3 separate regions of the Homo sapiens genome follow, and all the other regions are linked to region 1. A link is a loop called in an ENCODE intact Hi-C map of the cell type or tissue named here. Cell type or tissue: endothelial cell of umbilical vein. All regions are shown on one strand. Region 1 holds the start of STIL (STIL centriolar assembly protein). Region 2 overlaps TAL1 (TAL bHLH transcription factor 1, erythroid differentiation factor). Region 3 has its middle 20 kb from the start of TAL1.

Region 1 (2,500 bases):
TTGAGGTCAGGAGTTCCAGATCAGCCCAGTGCCCAACATGGTGAAACCTGGTCTCTACTAAAAATACAAAAACTAGCCGGCCGTGGTGGTGCTTGTCTGTAACCCCAGCTACTCCGGAGGCTGAGGCAGGAGAATTGCTTGAACCTGGAAGGCAGTGTGCAGTGAGTTGCAGTGAGCCGAGATAGCGTCACAGCACTCCAGCCTGGGCGACAGAGCAAGACCCTGTCTCAATCAATCAATCAATCAATCAATTAATAAATACAAATTTTGGCCCAGAGTGGTGGCTCACGCCTGTAATCCCAGCACTTTGGGAGGCCGAGGCGGGTAGATCACCTGAGGTCAAGAGTTCGAGACCAGCCTAGCCAACGTGGTGAAACCCCGTCTCTACTAAAAAATACAAAAATTAGGCCGGGCGCAGTGGCTCACGCCTGTAATCCCAGCACTTTGGGAGGCCGAGGTGGACGGATCACGAGGTCAGGAGATCGAGACCATCCTGGCTAACACGGTGAAACCCCGTCTCTACTAAAAATACAAAAAATTAGCCGGGCGTGGTGGGCGCCTGTAGTTCCAGCTACTCGGGAGGCTGAGGCAGGAGACTGGCATGAACCCAGGAGGCGGAGCTTGCAGTGAGCCGAGATCGCGCCACTGCACTCCAGCCTGGGCGACAGAGCGAGACTCCGTTTCAAAAAAAAAAAAAATTAGCCGGGCGTGGTGGTGGGTGGTGGACGCCTGTAATACCAGCTAATTGGGAAGCTGAGACAGGAGAATCGCTTGAACTCGGGAGGCGAGGTTGCGGTGAGCCGATATCGCGTCATCGCACTCCAGCTTGGGCGACGGAGTGAGATTCCACCTCAAAAAAAAAAAAAATTATGTCACTAAAACAGATGGCTTCCTAGGAAAGAAACTGGAAGAAATCTAGAAGTTGAGGATAAGTGATCACAAAAAGGAAAAATTAAAAATGTACATTTTAGAATAAAAATTAAAAAGTAAGAAACTGGAATAACTCTAACTTTCTTGTCTTTTGTGCTTTCAGGTAAAGAGTTTGGAAACTGTTCTTCGGGTGTCCGCTTCCAGTCGCCGACCAATGATCATCTTATAGAGCACTTCCGGCTTCATCTGCCACTCGCTCCTCCGTCTACCTAGCTGGGCTTTCCATTGCGCTTGCGGAAAGCCTACCCCGCCCCGGAACTTAACCGTTGACGAAATGAAAGGTTTAAATCCTCGGATCCTTGATCCTGGAGCGCCGGTGGCGCCCGCAGTTCTCCAAGAAGACTTGGGATTGGTCGAGCGCGGAACCAGTGCGGGGCGCTGATTGGTCGGCACACCAATACGTAACGGCGACCGTGCGCGGCTCTCTAGCACCACCCCCGCTCCCTGACTGGCGAGGTTTCTGACCAGTCAGCAGGCGTGGCGCGGCCTTCAGTTTCGCGAGCTTGTGTTTGCCGCCTCAGTTCCCGCGACCCCAACGTCCCAGAGGCGGGGCCGGAGTCGGCGGTGGCGCTCCTTGGAGCCGGCTCCCGCTCCTACCCTGCAAACAGACCTCAGCTCCGCGGAAGTTGCGGTAAGTGGAGCTTTGTGCTCCTGGTTTCCCCTTGAGAGGCGGCAGCGGGGCCCTGGGAAGGTTGGTGGGTAACATTCAAAGCCCTGTAGTGGGTTCCGCCCTCCAGGAGCCTGGAGCAGATGACGAGAAGGGGAGCTAGTGGGAGAAATTAAGCAGTCCATGAAATCCTTGGGTATCATCTGAGCTAAGGTATGTGAAAGAGGTTTGCAGTCGATAACGTGCCATTTAAAGTTGTTTTTACGGTGGGAATTTCTTGAGGACTGAAACCTTGAATGCTCGCTCTTGCATTCCTCACAATTTCTGGCTCACACTCTGCTACGTAGTAAGGGATCAGTTAATGTTTGAAGTTCATGGACTACTGGAAGTAAAGTGTAAACAGCAAAGTGCGAGAATGCTATGCGTGTGAGTACAGACAGTATAGTACCATCGCCACGGTGTCTGGGAGAAGGTTTCACAGAGGAAGTGACATTCGAGTTGGATTGTGAGGGATGGCGGGGGTTTACTAGGGCATTCCAAGTTAAGGGAGGCATCCTGTGCAGATATTGAAACCGGGGCACTGCAAGTAGTTCAGTTTGACTGGAATGTAGGATGAGTGGATGGGGGGGTTAAGGTTGGAATAATAGAGTGGGGCTGGATTGTGAAGATCCTTTATTCTGTATGTAAAGAAGAGCCATCGGCTTTTTAAAAAAAATTTATTTTTATGTTTATTTTTGAGACGCAGTTTCACTCTTTGGCCCAGGCTGGAGTGAAGTGGAGTGATCTCGGCTCACTGCAACCTCCGTCCCCCGGGTTCAAGCGATTCTCCTGCCTCAGCCTCCCTAGTAGCTGGGATTACAGGCAAACGCCACCACGCTCGGCTGATTTTTGTATTTTTAGTAGAGACGGGGTTTCACCATGTTGGTCGGGCTGGTCTGGAAATCCTGACTTCAGGTGATCCAC
Region 2 (2,500 bases), 85 kb after region 1:
CCTTTGGCGGGAGAACAAAGCAGCGGGTTTTTTTCCGCTACAGCCGTTTTCTAAGTTGCTGGGTTTGAGGTAGGAAGAGAAAATGGAGAGAGGCACGGACACAGAGACTTGGTCATAAGGCAAACATTAACCCCCAGCGAACACGCAACATTAACCCCCCGCGAACACGCCGGGAATGGATGGATTCCCCTCTTCTTTCCTCCCCTCCCCTCTTTTGGATTAGAAGAGGAGAAAGAAAATCTTCCGCATTGTATTGCAATCCAGGGAAGAATTATTCCTATATGTCCACCAAAGCCGCGGCAAATAGAAGGAGGCCTTCGCAGTTAATCCAAGACTTCGATGTGTGATCATAAGCCTGACGATTTAGGCAAAACAAATTAAACAAAATCCACTAGGAAAAAATAAAAGCAAGCTCAATCCTGCTACATCCTTGAAAGTAGTGTCGGGTTTGTTTTTACCTCCTTTCCTTTTACCTTGTTTATTGCTGTAACAAATCATTAGAATTCTCCCTTACTCTGTCTAAACCCCGAAAAATCGAAAATCATTTCGTAGGGGTGGTGGAGGGGAAGGTGGGGGACTTTTCCCCTTTGTTTCTTTCTTTCCCCCTTTGTTGGTCTTTATTTCCTTTTCTTTTTCTGTCTCTCTCTTCCTCTCTCTTTCTTCTTTCTCTTAATCAGTAGGGAGACGAGAAAGGACCTGAACAGATCAGATATCTCTCTCCAAGCCCCCTTCCCAACTCCATTTCTGTAGGAAAGTACAGCCCCTGGAATTGGGTTCTGGTTTCGCTTTGGGCTGGAGGTGGGTGGATGGGGGTCAGAGAGAGAATGAGGTGGGGGGGACTTCAAGGTTCTGTCCCACCGACCAGAGTCTGAAGACTATTCGCCTTTCCCAACACGGACCTCCGCCCATCCAGGCCCGGGACTATCCCTTCGCGGTGTAGCGGCAGCCGGAGACCTGGCTGAGGAGGCAACCGCGTAGACACCTCCCTGCTTAGAAAACAAACACTGAACCAGACCGATCCCAGTTGGAGGGTTCGAAAATGTTCCAGACAGCCTGTCGGGAGGGGTTGTTGTTGCTGTTGGACTAAATAGCTATTCCTGATTGGTCATGTATAGGGTTTTTTAAGGCGGGTGGGGGGAGGAGGGGGTAGAGGAAAGGCTCCAAACACCTGCAGGTTGGGGGCGGAAAGCTGTTTGCGATTCCCTGGACTGGTTGGTCGGGGACAGGAGGTAATTCCCAGCCATTGACCCCCATTTCTCTCTCTCCCTCCCTCTTGCCCTGCCTCTTTCTCTCCACCCCTATCTTTCCTGGAAACTCGCTTTGGGCGCGGCAGATCGCCCAGGACCACACCGCAGCGTAACTGCAGGCCTCTCAGCGAAAAAGGGGGAAAGCAAAGACCCGGGTGTGCATCCTCTTCCTCGGCTTCCGCCCCTTTCCGGCGGAGTGGAGATCCTATTCAGAGGGGCCGGTCTCTCTAAATATGCCCCAGGTGAGTTTTCAGGGGAATGGTGCCGGTGGAAACGGTGTCTAGGAAGGCCTTGTGTTCCGGCCTGGGGTGAGGAAGGCTCAGGACAGAGGAGAGCCCATTCTCAGATTGGGGGTGGGGGGAGGGGAGGACCAGCCAGAGCTTGGAATCGGGATCTGACTGCTGTAGCTGCCTCTGTGGCATTCAGCGGCTTTTTCCCTTTTCCACCCAGGGTAAAACCAGCTAGTTGGACTTAGTCGTCCAGGCCTTTCCCATTGGTCCCGGTTCTGTGGACGTTTCCCAAGGCCGGTAACTTTGGGGCGGCTGTATCCGGGTGGTACAGACTGTGCCTGGAGCTCCCGCAGGAGGAAGGCGGCAGCCTTCCTGGCTAGTGCAGTCCCAGCTCGAGTGGGCCCTGATCCCAGGCCTGAGGCCTAGGGTGGGGAGGCAGGAACACCCCTCTTCTCCGGTAGAGGCGAGGATGGTGGTGCTGTTCCCTGGTGGGTTTGGTACTTGTGCAGGCTTGGGGCTTCTCCAGGGTGTTGTGCTGGTGTGGGCCCAGAAGAGAGACCAGAGGCTGGGTCTAAGGGCCTGAGGCTGTTTTCATCTAAGAAATTCTCTGTATGGGGGATTGGGTCTGCTTGAGACCTGTCCCCAGGAAGAATCTCCTGGGGTCTTCTGTCTTGTTCTGGCACAGGTGGAAATATTCTGGCTGTCTGGCAACTGCAGATGAGGATTTCCTGTTGGGGGCTATAAGCAGGGTCTCCGTAGTACAAAGAGAGAGGAGCTGTAGTCGTCAAATACTCTAGAACGATTCAGTCTAAAATCTCCCTCCTCCTTCATTCTCCCCAAATAAAAACAAACAAAATCTCTCGGGCGTTCCTTTCTGTAATCCAAATCAAGTGATGCAGCTTAGTCGCCAACAACCATCAGTGTTTGTGAGTGGCTTCTTTGGGGCATGGACCTCTGGCTGGTAATCCTAAACCGGCAGGATTTTCCTAAAATGTGGGGAGGAGCCGGGAGAGGTCCTCCACA
Region 3 (2,500 bases), 100 kb after region 1:
AGATCTGAGTCCAGAGCCAGTGCTCACTACCTCTCAGGAAAGGAAGACAAAATAGTCAACAGGTAGTTGGTGTCCTTAGAGCAAATAGGCCTGTGCTGTGCAGGGACACAGCAGCTCAGCCTGCCCCAGCAATCTGCTAGGACTATGAGCAATCAGTGTGGGCGCTGGACAGCTTGCCTCAAGCAGTGGGCCCGACTTGAGGACAAGCCCAGTGGACAGTCAGGGCAGTCAATTTGGTATCAGTTCAAGAAGAGAGAGGCCAGGGCACAGAAGGCAGTGAATGGGAAGGGCAACTGGGCCAACAGAAAGAGGCTGATCTTTGGAGTCAGACCACTGGGTTTAAGTTCCAGCTGTGTGACTTTGGGTAAATCACTTTACCTCTCTGAGGTTCAGTTTCTTCATTGGTTAAATGAAGATATTAACACCCATCTTGCAGAGCTGTCATGGGATTTCAAAATAATGGATGTGAAGTGCTTATGTTTTATAGAAAACAGCCGTTATTATTCGTGGAAATGGGATTTGGATAGGGGGTATGCTTGGGAATGGCAGAAGACAGAAAGAAGAGGAAGATGTGGGAAACTTAATCATTCACAGCAACAGGAATTCCTGCTGAGCAGTGCAGGGGAGCCAGCAAGGGACTGCCCTGGCCCTGTCTGCAGGGGTTCACAGGCTGGGTGGAAGTGGGGTGAAGGGAATGGATACAGAGCCCTTCCACCCTGGAGGCAAGTGCTGTGTGAGAGAGGCCTGGTAGCCACGGGAGATCCTGCTCTGGCAGTAGAGACCAGGGTGAACATTAGCTAAATTGAAGGAGCCTGAGGAAGAGGCTTGGGGAAAGCCTCCAGGAGGGAGTGCCATTTTCTGTCCTGGGCCCCAGCATCTCTCAATGGGGGATGCAGGCCGCCCCATGGATGCTCATCCTCCCTCCTGGGTCCCCTACTCCTGCCCAGGCCACCTGGCTCAGGGCGGAGCTGGTGGAGCTCCCTGCTGCCCACTGTCCTGTTCCTCTGGCTCCTCCTTTCTCTTCCTACCTCTCCCCACTTGCTTGGTCCGAGCTCTGCCTCCCTCCCCAGCTCCCGGCCTTTTCTTTCCACACAATAACAGGATGTGATCCGTTCGAAGAGAGGAAGTGGGGAGGACGGGCAGTGCTGATAGCGCGTTTCTGACTCTCCACTCCTCCCCTCCCCTTTGGACCAGCCCCTGCAGCTGCCTCTTCCCCTAGGCTCTGCCTGGGTCTCCCTCTGGGTTCAGAAGAGATGAGTTTGGGATCATCAGGCCCACTCTGGCCTGTTCAAGCCTATGGAGAGATGCACACTGGCCGTGCTCTCTGCAGAGCCTGCCTTCCTAGGAGACTCACTGGGTTAGCTTTGGACCCTGGGTTATTCTGAGCTGCTGGAGCCTGAGGGTGGGTCCCTCACCTCTAGGCAGCCAGGTGCCGCCTGCCCATCTGCTTCCCCAAGTCCACGTGTGTCTGATCCAAAGCAGTGGGATGATGGAATCAGTGGAATGTCCTTGTCAGGTACTGTCTATGCTTGGCCTTGCACAGCATGTGGGATGGGCTGCACAGATGAGGAAAGTCTCAGAGAGGCAAAGTAGGAACCAGGAACTAAGCTGAAGCTAGAACCTAGATCTGCTGGTGTTCTATCACCACTCTTAGGTCAGCACTGTCCAATAGAACTTTTTGTGATGATGGAAATGTCCTGTGTCTGTCCTGTCCAATATTATAGCCACTAACTATATGTGGCTCTTGAGCACTTGCAGTGCAACTAGTGCAGCTCATTGCATTTTTATTCATTTAACACAATGATTTATTTATTTATTTGAGACAGAGTTTTGCTCTTTTCCCCCGGCTGGAGTGCAGTGGTGCGATGTCAGCTCACTGCAACCTCTGCCTTCCAGTTTCAAGCAGTTCTCCTGCCCCAGCCTCCCAAGTAGCTTCAGGTGCCTGCCACCACACTCAGCTAATTTTTGTATTTTTATTAGAGTGGGGGTTTCACCATGTTGGCCAGGCTGGTCTCGAACTCCTGACCTCGTGATCTGCCTGACTTAGCCTCCCAAAGTGCTGGGATTACAGATGTGAGCCACCGTACCTGGCCAACAACATTAATTTTAAGTTGAATTATTCTGAATGTAAAGGGCCATGTGTGGCTAGTGGTTGCCATGCTGGACAACGCAGTTTTAGCCTCTCTAATTCATTAAGTCATTGTACACTTACTGTCATCTTTGCTGAACCGGGCAGTTCTAGGAATGCAGGCCAATCAGGTAGTTGCAGGCATGTGGAGTGCTGCCCTAGAAGTCAGCCAGGGCAGGAGTCTGACTCACTTGGGGGTCAAGCAAGGCTTCCAGAAGAAGTTGGTTCTTGAAGGATGAATAGGAATTTGTCAGGTATGCAAAGAGAGGAATGGCATTCAGGGTAGCAGGAACAGCAGGACAGAGGTACAGCCTTGGGAAAGAGTGGGCTGTGCTTTGGAAGCTGCAGCCTGGGCAGCTGGTAAGGCACCTG

What was found. Peaks named below come from ENCODE experiments on the same cell type or tissue, not always from the same donor. Only the 100,000 strongest peaks of a DNase experiment are listed, where the experiment ranks them.
Region 2: it touches region 1 in a loop (6-fold over the local background); 2 of 110 quality-filtered maps call a loop at or near these places.
Region 3: a loop joins it to region 1, with 4 times the contacts of the local background. A loop is called at or near these places in 2 of 110 quality-filtered maps.

The regions. Positions count from the first base shown.
Region 1 is chr1:47,313,097-47,315,596 of GRCh38, reverse strand. It overlaps STIL (STIL centriolar assembly protein), which reads left to right and starts at 1,450. Exons shown (of 17, transcript NM_001048166.1): 1 at 1,450-1,561. RefSeq lists a silencer at 1,344-1,393 and an enhancer at 711-1,440. In endothelial cell of umbilical vein, no CTCF peak of the experiment used is centred here; DNase peaks (open chromatin) are centred at 1,296 and 1,946; H3K4me3 peaks cover 1,912 bases; H3K27ac peaks cover 1,738 bases.
Region 2 is chr1:47,228,185-47,230,684 of GRCh38, reverse strand. It overlaps TAL1 (TAL bHLH transcription factor 1, erythroid differentiation factor), which reads left to right. Exons shown (of 5, transcript NM_001290403.2): 2 at 1,334-1,489. Among named protein-coding and RNA genes, the nearest start is that of TAL1, 2.8 kb to the left of the region's middle. RefSeq lists enhancers at 1-238, 431-1,392, 1,393-2,354. In endothelial cell of umbilical vein, no CTCF peak of the experiment used is centred here; DNase peaks (open chromatin) are centred at 228, 1,044 and 1,774; H3K4me3 peaks cover 2,500 bases; H3K27ac peaks cover 2,500 bases.
Region 3 is chr1:47,210,689-47,213,188 of GRCh38, reverse strand. No RefSeq gene overlaps it. Among named protein-coding and RNA genes, the nearest start is that of TAL1, 20 kb to the left of the region's middle. In endothelial cell of umbilical vein, no CTCF peak of the experiment used is centred here; a DNase peak (open chromatin) is centred at 1,108; H3K27ac peaks cover 1,706 bases.